3 separate regions of the Mus musculus genome follow, and regions 2 and 3 are each linked to region 1. Evidence: chromatin loops called from intact Hi-C (ENCODE). Cell type or tissue: heart. All regions are shown on one strand. Region 1 holds the start of Gpd2 (glycerol phosphate dehydrogenase 2, mitochondrial). Region 2 overlaps Gpd2 (glycerol phosphate dehydrogenase 2, mitochondrial). Region 3 holds the start of BB557941 (expressed sequence BB557941).

Evidence for each region. Peaks named below come from ENCODE experiments on the same cell type or tissue, not always from the same donor. Only the 100,000 strongest peaks of a DNase experiment are listed, where the experiment ranks them.
Region 2: it touches region 1 in a loop (2.1-fold over the local background); 2 of 42 quality-filtered maps call a loop at or near these places.
Region 3: it touches region 1 in a loop (5-fold over the local background); 19 of 42 quality-filtered maps call a loop at or near these places.

What each region holds. Positions count from the first base shown.
Region 1 is chr2:57,235,889-57,240,888 of GRCm38, forward strand. Gpd2 (glycerol phosphate dehydrogenase 2, mitochondrial) reads left to right here and starts at 2,494. Exons shown (of 17, transcript NM_010274.3): 1 at 2,494-2,679. In heart, no CTCF peak of the experiment used is centred here; a DNase peak (open chromatin) is centred at 2,493; H3K4me3 peaks cover 2,180 bases; H3K27ac peaks cover 1,678 bases.
Region 2 is chr2:57,298,910-57,303,909 of GRCm38, forward strand. The region is part of intron 3 of Gpd2 (glycerol phosphate dehydrogenase 2, mitochondrial); the gene reads left to right. Among named protein-coding and RNA genes, the nearest start is that of Gpd2, 63 kb to the left of the region's middle. In heart, no CTCF peak of the experiment used is centred here; a DNase peak (open chromatin) is centred at 2,772.
Region 3 is chr2:57,179,354-57,184,353 of GRCm38, forward strand. It overlaps BB557941 (expressed sequence BB557941), which reads right to left and starts at 2,401. Exons shown (of 3, transcript NR_040356.1): 1 at 2,302-2,401. 4930555B11Rik (RIKEN cDNA 4930555B11 gene) reads left to right here and starts at 2,478. Exons shown (of 4, transcript NR_040633.1): 1 at 2,478-2,572. n-TAcgc8 (a tRNA gene) reads left to right here and starts at 2,725; the gene lies at 2,725-2,796. n-TGgcc8 (a tRNA gene) reads right to left here and starts at 3,111; the gene lies at 3,041-3,111. In heart, a CTCF peak has its summit at 2,622; DNase peaks (open chromatin) are centred at 2,448 and 3,038; H3K4me3 peaks cover 1,741 bases; H3K27ac peaks cover 1,286 bases.

The DNA.
Region 1 (5,000 bases):
GCACCAGAGGCAGAGGCCAGTAAGATCTCTGTGAGTTCAAGGCCAGCCCGGTCTAAAGGGTTAGTTCTAGGTCTACAGAGTGAGTTTAGAGACCCAGTCTCTAAAAACAAACCAGACATGAATGGAGTAGGTGAAGAGATTTTATAAGTCTCTGTGATATTTTAAAGTACTTACCTTAAACCTTTACATTTTAAAATTATCTGTTGTTCACTGAAAAAATGAGTCTGTCCCCCCCACCTGCTTCAGATAGGCCTCACTGTAGCTCTGGCTGTCCTGGAATTTGCTATGTGGGCCACACTGATGTCAAGTTCATGGCCATTCTCTATCTCCAAGCAGCTGGGATTAAAGATGTGCTGTTTTATTTTATTTTTTAAAACAAACAAACAAACAAACATGTTCTAAGTTAGTTGTGATCTGAGCAGTTGGAAGCAAGCAGTAGTTTTAATTCATGAATATATCTGCTGTAGAGCATTTTCCTCTCTAATTTTGCTCCTTTTATTCAGCAGTGGTGGGGATGAAATGTGATATACACAGGAACAATGCCAAAATGCAGTGGTTTTGACAGAGAGGACTCAAAAGAAACACATGGATTGTTTGGGGCTGCTTCCTGGCTCTTTACCCTTTTCCCACATTGTCGCATCTTTTTCCTTTAGGGCTCTTCATGAATCCTATTGGATGCTTCCTGTTCTGATCTTTTTTGTTTGTTTTGAGGCCCATATTTGTCAAGTGCAATGCTGCCCAGGGCTTCCGATTTTTCTCCTCTGTCGTCTAAGTTATGCCGAGGTCTGATGGGTGCTCATGGGTTTCTGATGAGAGCTGAATCCTTCATGGGTGGAGTACTTAGTGAAGAAAGACTTGACATAGTTGGGCCAGAAACACACTGTTCACTTAAGCATCCACTTAAAGCCAACGAACATTTAAACATCTTTTATAGGCACTAGGATGCGAAAGTCAATGGCGGAATGGTTTCATTTCCAGGAACTGCAGTCTTTTAGGTGAATTAGTGGGAAGTCAGCATGGACCCTGATTTCGACCTACTTCTTTGCAGAGAAACGCATTGAACTTCTAAGTAAATATTTGAGATCTGAAAAACAGGAAAACCGAAAGTCAGTGGCTTACTTCTAGGGCTCTCAAACTAGAATCCTTTAGGACCGAGCTATTGAACATCAGCTCTCAACCCTTAGTGTGAATCTGGACCTCTGTAATGCTTGGTTAGGTCTGGAGCTGGAACTCGGATGTTTGGGACTCAGGTAGCCACTAGCTCAGATTGTTTGCATTTCTGCCAAGTTCTCAGGTGATGCTGTACCAGGCACCATAGCTGTACTGTGAAAGGCACATTTTAAACGCTAAAGATTCCCTGGCTTATTTCCAAACCCTTTCAGTGGTACAGCGACAGAAGCTTAGTTCGTAAATTTAGCGTGTCCAAGGCCAGGAACAAGTTCTTTTGCCTTTACAGAGGGTTTGTTTGCCATAAGTTACTGTGAGTTTGTGACCCCAAACTATAGGCATTTCTACAGGGTTTAAGAATACTATGTATGTGACTTAGCAATTGATTACTAAACACTGCTACAATTTCCTTCAAACTAATTTGGCACGAGGAGCTTTTCGGATCAGTCCCTGCCTACTTTTCAACACCATAATCTCAGGATTTAAAGTGGGGTCTTTCGGAACCCGAACTGAGCCCTCCTTGGGTACCCTTGGTTTTGCTTAACCCTTTTAGTTGCAACAAGTGAGCTGGGCATGCTCAGTGGGCAGGGTCGGGTTGGGAGGGGGTGCAAGTGGGAAGCCTGTGGCTCCGCAGCCAGGGTTCTCCGCCTCCCCCCACCTGTACGAGGCCCGGCCCGCTGGGCCAGCGCTCAGCATCCCACCCTTGCTGATTTGGCTTGTTCTTCTCAGCGGGTCCCGGTGCTAACATTCAGGCCCGGGGTCCACAGGCCTGGAGCGCCCACAGAACACGCTGGGGTATCTGGGCCGAGAGCTGCAGGCCGAGTCCCTAGAGTCCCCCGACTCCTAGACGCCTTTCTAGGCCCAGGGAAGCCTGGCGGCTGGGAGGCGCGGAGGAGGGGACGCCGGATCTAAGGGCGCGCGACGGGTGATCAGGTAAGGCAACCCCGGTAGGCAGCAGGCGGGGGAAACGTCCTCCCCCTAGGGCAGATGGCAGGAGTGGCCCGCGTGGGGAGGGACAGAAACCCAACACCACAGCGGCTTCCCCGGCCTAGCTCAGCCCTCTCTTCTTTCCTCCAGCTAGCAAGGAGTGGCAGGGTATGGAGTCGTGCTCCGCCGGGGCTCAGGGCAGGATCGATAACCTCGGGCATGGCCAGCCCACGTCCCTGCGAGACCCAGAGCGCCGGGTCTGCAGCCGCCCTTTCCCACCGGCTGCACTTCCGCATTTCCCTGCCGGGCAGAGTCGCCCGGGCCGCGGTGTCGCGGCGAAGGCGGTGGCTGAGTTGCCGGATCATCCCCCGGGGAGGCGGAGGCGCACGAGGGGAGGAGGAAGTGGCCGGGAGGGGCGTCGGCGGGCGGGTCGGGTTACGGTGGCCCCGCCTGACCCGGTGACATCCCGGCGCGCTCGCCGCGAGCTCAGGGCCACTCTGGTTCTCGGTGAGGCCGACTCCGTTCTGGCTGGAGGATCCTGACTCCCTTGCTCGCCGACCCCTTGCGCGTGACGACCGATCTCAGGTGTGTGCGTCCTGGCGACCTGGTCCTCTGCCTCGGCTTCTAGGAGGAAGTGGTCCCTCTCTGACTTGTGTGACTCGGTGGGACTGCGGTGTGGCGGAGGTGGAGGTGGTGGTGGCGGGAAACTGGGGCGAGACTGTGAATTTGTTCCCACCAACGGAGGAGGAGCACAATTCTCATTCAGGGTTAGGCGAGACTGGAATACGTTTGAGATACGCTTTACCTAGCTGGAGGCAGGGCGTTCCCACATCAATGAAACTTTATGCAAAGTTTTAACTTGTGAAAGTGGCTTGTCTGATGCGGAGGCTTGCTGTTTCCTTCTGAGGTGAGGCGGGGAAGACCCTTCTGCAAGGGGGAGGAGGCTTTCTTTGAGAAACTCAGTTGCCGGGGTGTGACTGGCCCAGGAGGAAATGCAAAGTGTACACCGGCAACAGCCTCCTCTCTCCGCAAAGCAACTGTGTCTTGCCAAAGAAAGTTTGCTGAGTGCTGCAGCTTTAGGAAGGCTTTTAGCAGGTGATGGTCCCTAGACCGTCCTTTATCCCTTAGGAAGATATACGTACTCCTGAAACAGCCTTCCTCAAGCAACACAAGTTCTTACAAAAGTTCAATGACAGGGGCATCTAAGTGTTACAAGAAGTAAATATCCCAGGGGTTGCTACAGAAACAGCCAAAAGTTACATTTGTCAATTTGTGTGAGTAGGTGAGAGAAGGAAGTTGCCCTGTTTGCTTAAAACAAAACTTTGTATCTTGCATGTATTTCAAAGTTTGAGAGTCTTGGAATTTCTCTTTTTGAACGTGGAAAGTGCTGGTGATGGCCTCTCTGGGACCATGGGGCTTCTTGGGAGCTGTTGGTTAGCATATGGGGCCTGGATGCCATTGCCCAGTGGATAGCATGTGCTGTCTCTGGGGCCTTAATGATGAGTGTTGAAACCTCCCCCTGTTTCTCATAGAGACATTAGTCAAACGACCACACTTCCTTCATTTTAGCAACCTAACCCTTCACCTCAGTGAACAATGGGAAAGAATTTGGGATGAGAGACAAAACTGTTAGAACTCTGCTTTCTGAGAGCATTAGTCACATAGTCACCTTATAAATAAGTCATTCTAGGAACCATGGGAAGGCAGTTGCATGCCTCACTGTTAATGAAAAGGGCACAGAGTTAGCAGTTCTCAGTGGATGTCACACCCCACTGCTGAGTCTTATAACTAATGCTTCTTATAGACAGTCAAAAAAGAGTTGATTGTCACTGTGGATGAATGAGATGAATGATGTTGACATACTGATAGAATTCTTACATTATCCTGTCCATAGTCAGGATGTAAGTTTTTTTTTTTTTTTTAAGATTTATTTTATGTATATGAGTACACTGTACTTGTACAGATGCTTGTGAGCCATCATGTGGTTGTTAGGAATTGAACTTGGGACCTCTGCTTGCTCTGGCCCCACTTGCTCCGGCCCAAAGATTTATTTGTTGTTATATCTAAGTACACTGTAGCTGTCTTCAGGCACACCGGAAGAGGGTGTCAGATCTCATTACTGATGGTTGTGAGCCATCCTGTGCTTGCTGGGATTTGAACTCAGGACTTTCAGAAGGGCCGCCAGTGCTCTTAACCCCTGAGCCATCTCTCCAGGCCAGGATGTACGTTTTTACTGGGGTTGGGTGTGTCTTACACACTTTCAGATCTCTAGCACCAGGAGTGGTGGCTTGGTTTGCAATAGTCTTCCACAAATGCTTTCTCCGGCAGTGACTAACCTGAAACAATGTATCTGAGTCTAAGAAACAGAAAGTTTTGGCCTTAGAGAACATGTTCAAATTTACTAAGTCTCATAGACAAAATATGGGTAATGGTATATGTATATGTACACACACACACACACACACACACACACACACACACACACACACATATACGTATACACACACACACATATATATACCAGGTCTACAATCACTAGTAATATGTCCTAGAGGCAAGAAACTCTAAATGTTAGTGTCCTTCCTCTTATTTTTCTTTTGCATTGGAAAAGCAAATTTTGGGAAAAAGCATACAGCTAGACAGGTGATTTAGGTTTGGGGTTTTTTTTTTTTTTTGTTTTGTTTTGTTTTGTTTTTGTTTTTGTTTTTGTTTTTGTTTTTTTTTTTTTTTTTGGTTTTTCGAGACAGGGTTTCTCTGTATAGCTCTGGCTGTCCTGGAACTCAGAAATCCACCTGCCTCTGCCTCCCGAGTACTGGGATTACACCACGCCCGGCAGTGATTTAGTTTTTATATGTCATGCCAGAGGAAGGCAAGAGGCAGCTGTGGTTATTAGAAGAGGGAACAAT
Region 2 (5,000 bases), 63 kb after region 1:
CCTTGAACCTAATTACTGGTCTAGGATGTGGAGATTCGTCTTTCTTCTCTGAAGGACAGTCATTCGTTCCCAGCCTTCTCAGCTCTCGGCATCTCAAACGCATGCTTTTGATTTCATCATACCTGTCTTATGTAAGAATGCAAAGCGCAAGGGTTGAATGCCGCATCAAAAATGCCACTTAGTTATTCCATTAAGATAAAGAGGTCCCGCTCTCACCTCTCCTAACTTATCCTTAAGTGAGAAGTCGAAGCTTTTAATTTAAAATCTCTGATAAGGGAAACATTAGACTTAAAAACAAACAAACAAACAAACAAACAAACAACCAGAAAATAAATGAAAAAGCAAGTTGGAGTCCAGTGTTGAGAACACATAATACCCAGCCTTGGAGGCCGGTTCAGGGAGTGTTTCCTGCTACACAGAGGGCCACACAGGACTAGTTACAGAGAAGCCTAACATACATAGTGAGGTCTTACCCCTACAAATCAACACACAAGCACACCCGCACACACTCATGCATACACCCGCACACCCACGCAGGACCACTCCCACACAGGCATGCACCCCGCATACACGCACCATAAACATTTTAGTTAAGTAATCAATGAATGTCACACAATCAGCTGTGGCTTCTGGTCATGCTTTGACTTTGTGTTACTTCTTTTCTTTATTCCCATCCTGCAAAATTGAGAATTTCAGAACACTAGATACGTGGGAGTCAAGGTTCTGATTTTTTTCTTTCTTAAGTAGTTTAAACAACTTTTAGTTGACATGTTGGTTTTAATATACTGACTTAGTAGTCATTTTGGAGACTACGTTTGTTGTCTGCTTTGGGAAAAGTAATCACATCTCTTTTTCAGAAATTCGACAAGATAACAGTAGCAGAGGAGGGCTTGGTGTAGCTGAGTGGCTTATTTTAAATTCCATTGTTACTTACAATGGTTTTTCATGTAAATACATACAAATAACTTGTTAAAAAAAGTCATGGCCGGATAAAAGCGGCGTAAAGAGCTTGACCTAGCTGGGCGTGGGCCTTTAATCCCAGCACTCAGGAGGCAGAGGCAGGGGGATCTCTGAGTTCAAGGCCAGCCTGGTCTACAAAGTGAGTTCCAGGACAGCCAGGGCTACACAGAGAAACCCTGTCTCAAAAAACCAAAAAAAAAAAAAAAAAAAAAAAAAAAAGAGCCTTAAATATATCCTAGAATACCCGCCTGCCGTGGCTTGCTGATTCTTGTAACAGCACACAGAGTTAGGGAAAGAAACATCTACCCTGACAGCAAGGGTCCCTGAGACCCCTGCTAGAGCTGCCTCCTGAGGCCAGGTTCCTCATTGCCTTGGCAACACTGTGAGCCTCAGGTCTGCTAGTAGCAATCCCCTAGCTCCATCCCTCTGCCTTCCCTCAGAGAAAACTTTATAGAACCTTCATCAGCTTTGTCAGCTTAAACACTTCAGTGATACCCTTGTCAGGAGACATAAGCAGTGTCTCTCCAAACAATCTCTCAGAACTTCTAAGGAAAAAATAAGATTAAAAATTGCTTTAAAAAAAGTTGCCCAGGCAAGCCCTGGTTCCTGGAAATGGGCACCCAGGACAGGATCGAGGAGGACTGGACTTGCAGGCCTCATGCTTATTAATGTAACGAAGCAGCTTCACTGAAACTGGTCTTAGATGTGAACTGTGTTCTTAGGGGCATTCCCTTTTGAGGCTATCCTGTGATTGCTGCTGTGGCCAACGGTGGCCTTCAGAACACGATTCAAAAACCCCAGTGTGGGTGAAAAAAAAGCTCCTGGTCACTTCCTCGCAGGACAATCACACATACCCTGCTTTCTCTCCAGCCCCTCAGTGACAAGCAGCCTGCGACAAGGCTGGAAACTTCCAATCCTTTGCCAGCCACCCACCCTCCCTCCATCCTTCCTTTCTTCCCCTCCCCTTCATCTTTCTCCTTCTCTCTCATCTTCTATGGCTCCACAGTCTTGGGATAGTGTGGAAATGAACAGTTCCCCAGCCTCTGCACCCTAGCACCCTAGCACCCTAGCACCCTAGCACCCTAGCACCCTAGCACCCTAGCACCCTAGCACCCTAGCATCCTAGCATCCTAGGACTGGGATTACAGGTGAGGTTAGTAAGTTCAGCTTGTCTCCTTAAGCTTGCCTAAGCTTACCTACCTCCTCAGCCATTCCTCTTGAGCAAGACTCTATGAACTCAGCTTTTGCTGAAGGCTGCTTCTCCAGAAGTGATTAAAAACTAAATCGGGCTGCCAAAGAGATGGCCCAGCAGTTAAGAATGCAGACTGCTCAGGTTCTGTTCTTGGCACCCACATCATGGTTCACGACCACCCATAACTACAGGGGTATTTTGGATGTTTTATGCATATTTGTGTGTGTTTCTGGGTGTATGTATGACCGCTTCTGTTATTGCGCATATTTGTGTGTGTTTCTGGGTGCATGTATGACTTCTTTTGTTATTGCACACATGTGGTGCACATACATACACCCAGGGACACACACAAATACACATAAAATAAAGTAAGTAAAATATGGAAAAGACCTGCCTGCCCCCTCCCCCCACAATGGTCTTCACTGTTCTTCACACAGGAATTTTTGTTACCAATAACACCCCTCCCAGTTTTAAGTGGTTAAACAAAAATACCCATAAGAATCCCTTCATCTCATTTGGGATATTTAGGAGGCACGGTGAGTGAGCCTTCTTGGGTCTGTGGCTCTGTGTGTACACTGGCAGTGTTTCTTTGTGACTCACGTGGTGCTGGCAGGGGCAGTTTCCCTAGCTGTTGGACTAAGGCCTGATGACCTGTCACTTGGGGCCTCTTGGTTTCTACAGAGACCACATGATAGTTTGCTTCACTGGAGCAAGTGCTTGCATGGGGGGGGGGGGGACTGAGGTGAGGGGAGGCATGGGCTTACTGAGTTACTCTGCTCTCCTGCTGGGGATGGGGCACTGCACACAGTACACCCTCAGTGAGGGCTGTCTGGGAGGTCTGAGATCACAGCCTCGAGGGCTTTTGGGGTTACCCAAATAGGAAGCTGAGGGTCTTGTCCTCTCAGCTTCACTTTCCTTCCTTTCCTGCTACAGGCAACCTGATGCAGTAACTGTGATGCTAGGGTTTAAAGAGAGGCATATTTTAAATAATGTGGCTCCTAAATACCATCTGAAAGTCAACTCCCTCGTCTGATCTTCAGCTGCAGAAAAAAAAAGGGACTAATTTAGAATACCAAAAGATCTCTGTAGGATTTACTAAGTAGAGGTGGTGGCGTGTGTGGAAGAGGTCGGCAAATGTTATTTTGAGGATATGCAGTCCGGGTTTCTGCCCTGAATTCAGGTTCTAATGTGGAGTAAGACAAGTCTTGTCTTCTCTGAAGAAGGCCCTGGTGAGTCTCTGTGTTTCCTGATTTGCCTGAGCAGAGCCACTTGACAACTGGCCCAGATGCACTCATGTCCAGTGTCCATACTTTGACTCTCAATTCTCTTTTTAAAATATTCACTGTCTCACTATCATTCCCTGTCTATAGCACACAATTAAGCACTGGTAATGGTCTCATATTTGAGTGTTGCACAACTTTTCTGGGGTGCATGTCTAAGAGCAGTGATGTGGGTTGACAAACAGCACTTGTGATTTTTCTTTTTTTCTTTTTCTTTTTTTTGAGACAGGGTTTCTCTGTGTAGCCCTGGCTGTCCTGGAACTCACTCTGTAGACCAGGCTGGCCTCAAACTCAGAAATCCACCTGCCTCTGCCTCCCAAGTGCTGGGATTAAAGACCCCCACGGCCGGCTAGCACTTGTGATTTTTGTTATTTTTTTCCCCCCTAGTTTCGACACCGACAGTGTTTGATCTTGAATCAGACACCTCTACTTTTCAATCTTCATTGTTTCCAAATATTTTGTCCTTTAAAGTCAAGAGAATTGCTCTGGTTTTACGGTGACATTTCTGTTCAAATTTTTAACTGTTAACTATTATCAGAGCAACCCTTTGGCACGAAACGTCTCTGAACTGAATGCATGCGCTTTCTCCTATCCTAGCTTTGTGAGTCCAAATTGTTCTGCCTCACGTTATGATTGTGAATGGACCCTTGACCTAACCAATTGCCTAAGGGAGTAGTAGCCAGCTCCTGGACATTCCCAGTGCTGCCTGTGGATGGATACCACAGGACTTGTGAACTTGAAGAACCTACCTACGGTACAACACGGACTTGGAGCACTGCTGCTACCCTGAGGCCTCAGAGAGGCAGGGTCTCTGCAAGAAAAGAAATCAGAAGTAGATTTTTTTTTCTCCCTAAGAGATTTTTAGTAGTCTTTAGATAAAGGGGATGGGGTGGCTTGTAGAATGTACCTATCTTTGTTCAGTCTCATCCTAGAGAGAATATTATCTTTTAGAAAAATTCCCTGATTTGGGGTTTGGGAACTGGATTGAAGTCCTCTCAGGAAGAGTAGCAAGTGTTCCTAACTACGGAGCTATGTTTTCAGCCCCAAGAAGGTATGGATACTCCGGTCTATGAATCTTAGCTTGTACTTCACTTTAGTATTGAAATGGTATGCCATACATAAAACATACAATGTTCTAACCTGCACTGTAAATAACAATAGAACTCTTTTGACTTTTTAAATCTTTTGTGTTTAGGTATGGGTGTGTGTTCATGTGTGTGGGTTCAGGGACAAACTTGTTTGAGGCAGCTTTCTTGTTGTTTGCCACTGCATATACCAGGCTAGCTGGATTGTGAGTTTCTAGGAATCTCCTGTGTTAGCCAGTAGTCTCTCTGTAAGAGTTCTAGGATTATGGATAATTCATTACTTCATCCATAATTTTGTGGGCTCCAGTGATTGAATCTCAGGTCTTCATGCTTGTATGCTTTCGTGACAAGTACTTTACCCAACGAGCCTCTCTCCTCCTATCTCCTGGAAATTCCCACCTGCCCGTGTCCCTCACAGCATAACCACTATCTCCCTGACTTCCTTATGCACTGTATCATAGGACCTAGAACACAGAAGGAGTC
Region 3 (5,000 bases), 57 kb before region 1:
CCTTTTAAAACCTGGGGCACTTTTATTTGCATACAAAAATGGAAGTGATCCAAAGAGTTTTCTGGAACATGCCTCCTTTTTCATCTCTCCACCAACCACAGTAGTAAAATGGTCCAATAAGTTCAAGCTATCCACTTGGCCCAAGCCAGACCAGTGATGCCACACCACAGCCTCTGCTGGTTTTAGAGCCAGGGCTCATTTGCTTTATCAGGTGACTCTCCAGGGGCTTTGGATCTGTGGACTTGGAGAAGGAGCATTTAAAATGAGGCTTCCTTGGTCTTAACTCTGAAATCCTCAAAATTACTGAGAGCCTGGCTTGCATCATGTGCCAATTCTATTATCCACACACTCAGGGGTAGACAGGAGAATTGTCCCAAGTTCAAGACCAGCCTAGGCTAATTATCAAGCTTCTGCCTTAGAAGCCAAAACAAACCAACCAACAAACAAACCAGAATTGATTGAGAAAAAAGGGAAGGCTTCTGGTAGTAGCTAAATCGGCAGAAGGTTGAGGAAAGGAATCCTAAGGAGAATTCCAGAACAAGTTGCTAGAAGAACATGCATCTTTCCCAGTTTCCCTATTGAAACCCTTGGGGTAGAGACTGATTCTGACTCCAATTTCTGATTCAGAATCAGTTTAAGAAATGTGTGCTCCTCCAAGGAGCTGAAGGGGTCTGCAACCCTATAGGTGAAACAACAATATGAATTAACCAGTTACCCCCCCACCCCCCACCCCAGAGCTCATATCTCTAGCTGCATATGTAGCAGAAGATGGCCTAGTCTGAGTTCGAGACCAGCCTGGTCTACAAAGTGAGTTCCAGGACAGCCAGGGCTATACAGAGAAACCCTGTCTCGAAAAACCAAAAAAAAAAAAAAAAGAAAGAAAGAAAGAAAGAAAGAGAGAGAGAGAGAGAGAGAGAGAGAGAGAGAAAGAAAGAAAGAAAGAAAGAAAGAAAGAAAAGAAAAGAAAAGAAGAGAAAAGGAAAAAAGAAAATAGGAAATGTGTACTCCTTTGGTGTTCTTGTGGGAATCCTAACAGTGGGGACGACTTGTGGGACCCTTTTCTCCCTATGGGTTCCCTGCTCCTGTCTTGATGTGATGGTTTGTGCTTGGTCTTATTGTAGCTTGTTATACCACGTTTGGTGGATGTTCCTGGGAAGCCTGCTTTTTTTTTTTTTTCTGAGGAGAGACTGACAGGGGTAGGGGAATAGGGGAATAGATGGGGGAGAGGGGAGTTGGAGAGGGGAGGGGAAAGCTGTTGTCTATATGTAATATATTAGAGAATAATAAAAGAAAAAAGAAGAAGAAAGAAAGAAATGTGTGTTCTAGTGTCTTGGAAAGGAATGCAGGGATATTCTTGGGTATAGAGCAAGCCTCCTTGATAACGGCCCACTGGTTTCCCCCACTTCTTTTGAAACATTCCTTATTATAGCTGAATTAGATCCACGTGTGGCTTTGTTCTAGTTAACAAAATCAGAGTTATCATTTGTTTAAATGGCTGTAAGCATATGTGGACATTTGCTTATTCTTAACACAGGATGTGATTATGAAGCTGGTGGTTTACCCAGTGACTTTTGACGTTTTTCTGCTTTCTGCTCTGCCTTTTGGAGAGCACAAGCGAAGGGTGAGGAAACTTCAGGCCTTCACGCTGCCGCAGCTTTATGGCCTCAGCCTAACAGGTTAAATGGAAACGACCTGATGCTGCTCTGCCTACACCATATACCTACCCTGCTACCACTGAGCCTCACCTGGAATGGAATCAGTTTTAAATACACCTGGAAGAGATACACTCGTCTTTTCATTCATAGCCCATCGAACCATCTAGCTTGCATCCAACCACCTGGAACTTTAGGGCTGAGGTGCGGTTAGGTCAGGGTAGATGGAGGACATTAAACGATATATATATATATCAGTCAGTCCGACTGACCCAAGGTGTAAATAGAAAAGGAATGAAAAGCCGTCTACAGCAGGTTCTCCACCCTATCTTAACATTTATACAAGTCTAAGCCACCAAGAAGGGGACAGCATCATTTTGTTTCAAGTTGAGAATCATGCAAAGGAGGAGCAAATAGCAAAATCATTTTCTGCTGCAAGAGTTGACTGTAACCTCCATCTAAAAGAATCTACGGGCATTTGGTCCTCCAAACAGCAGAGCATAAATGTTAACGTCACTAGGTAAACCATAGATTTTACGCAGCTTTCCTGAGACATAGGGGGTTTCCAAAAGTGCAGGGTACCCAGATAAATCCACAAAAGTTTTAAATGCAGAGACAGGCATATACAGCAACAAGTCTCTTGAGTCACCTGAATGGTGTCCGCAGTTCCTTTCTTCTGGCCCAGCGAACTAGCCGACTTGTAGAGGACCCAGTCTGTAACCTAGCTGAAAGAAAAGCTCAGAACCTATGCTACCCGCCAGGAATCGTTGGCGCCTGCGCAGTAGGATCAAAGAGCTGGGCTGCGCTCGGTCCCGCCCCTCTGGCAGTTCAAGGCTCCCGGCTCCAACTGGAACCTGGCGTTGACCGCCTGGTTGCGACTCTCCTGGCCGCTGAGTTTAGCTGCGGGCTCCCTGCACCGGGTCGGTTCAGATGTACCACGAGCAGAGCCTGAGAAAGGATTATAAAAAAGAAATGCACTGTGGAATCTGCTAAAGTCAGACTGACTCCTTGGTTTAGAGGAGCGTTGGGTTCTTTGTATAAGTAGGCATATGAAGAGAGCAGTTAGCGGCTGGGGGATGTAGCTCAGTGGTAGAGCGCGCGCTTCGCATGTGTGAGGTCCCGGGTTCAATCCCCGGCATCTCCAAGCAGCCGGAATTCTGTTTTTCATTCTTTCTCAAAGAAAAGATTTTCACTTGTACATTTTGCCCACCACTACAACATCGAAAACCGAAAACAAAAAGGCCGTGAAAAATCTGCAGTGTGGAAAACTCACTCTAGTGATTGCTGGGAAAACAAGTGAAACGAAATGCTAGGAAGAAAAATTCGTAGTTTCTTTCTTCATTAATGTTAATATTTTAGAAAAACAAGATTTGAAACAAAAAGGCAAGTGCATTGGCCGGGAATCGAACCCGGGCCTCCCGCGTGGCAGGCGAGAATTCTACCACTGAACCACCAATGCAAGCACATATTATGGTGTTCTGTTATACTATACTAGGATATATTTACACATGAGTAATTCTTGTGTCAATTCTGTTTTTATATATATATTTAAAAATTAGGAAAAGAAACAGAATTCTTTTGTTTTTCTCCTTAAGTTTTTAAATCTCACTTACATACATTGTATTTGAAGATAGTTCCACTGATCACAGAATCTTAGGGCAGAAAACGTTTCTACATGTATCATTGAGCATGTCACAGAGTTTTAAATTCAACGATCGTTAAATATTGGCAAAATATTAACATTTTAAAATTCTTACTATTCTAACTTTTGTTAAACTGTATGAGGGTTTTGGGGTGGGAGTTTGTGTTTACTTGGTTTTGTTCTTGGCAAAGAATGCAAGTGTATGAAGATTTACTCTATATACAACTTTATGATCTCCAGCCTATTTTCAAATACTTTGATCTCATTTATATGTGTGTATAATATATATATATATATTAATATATATGTATGTAATAATATATGTATATATATTATACTATATATATGTGGATATAATATATATTATATGTGGATATAATATATAATGGAGATATATATCCTATTTTGATTTTGTTTTGTTTTTCGAGACAGAGTTTCTCTGTGCAGTCCTGGAACACTGTAGACCAGGCTGGCCTGGAACTCGGAAATCTGCCTGCCTCTGCATGCACCAACACTGCCTTTTTTCCAGACAGGGTTTCTCTGTGTAGCCCTGGCTGTCCTGGAACTCACTCTGTAGTCCAGGCTGGTCTTGAACTCAGAAATCCACCTGCCTCTGCCTCCCAAGTGCTGGGATTAAAGGCATGTGCCACAGCACCCAGCTTGGCCAATTATTTTAAACAGTCAGAAAAACGGAAATATTTTTAGGGATTGGAAATAGAAATGAGAATGAGGAATTAGAAACTTTGACACAACTTAAGTTATTAGGAGAAAACTGAACTGTCCTACTGACACCCCCCCCCCCACACACACACACACACACACATACACACACAGAACTGGGACGTATTACTTACTCTGGCCAAGTGACCTGAGTTCTGTAGATGGTTCCTGTCTCGTGAGTGAAATGACACTCTTGGGATCTCTTTCAGCTCGTAGGATGGGTCTGAACCTTCACCTCATTTCCATGGAAAGGGGCACTGCCAAAATCCAAACCAGGGTCTATCAGGATAAAATAACAGAAAGAAATGAGGTCATGAAAATATTGTTCAAGGCAAAGATGTACTTGTAATTCATAGAATACTGTGGATTTAGATAGACATCATTGGCCTCTTTACTTTTGGAAGGAAAATTCCGACATTTTTGAAGGACCTCTGACTAGCTAGGAAAGATTCCAGGAAAAATAAAATAGAATAAAATACAAGCCACACTAGCAGTTTATGCTAGCAGTTACAGAGGCTTGGTGAGTTAGCTGTGCGTGGACTTCATCCTAGTGAAGTAAATCACTGCAACTTAACAAAAGATGAAGCTGAGGCATGTAGGGGGAAGATTGGGACCTGGCCACTATTTCATCCGGTGTCTGAGAGCTTAGCCAACTGCCCAAGCTATCTACCTGAAATATGGCTTTGTAACTCAGGATGTTATCCATTAAGAATCGTTGAGTGCAGATAAAGAAAGATTATAAACAGCCGCTAAAATAATGTGAGGGTTTATACATTGATAAAGTGTCCGAGGAAGTTTGAGTATAGGGGTATGGGGATAAACAGCAGAACTTGAAGTTAAAAAAATTATAGAATCACAAATATTAAAAATATATATAAGATATTAGAGAACAGGAAAATCTAAACTCCAATCCCAAGTAGCCTGAGAGAGAGCAAGGTCAGACCATTTTACTTTGAATATAGTTTGTTTTTGCCAACGAGCGAAAT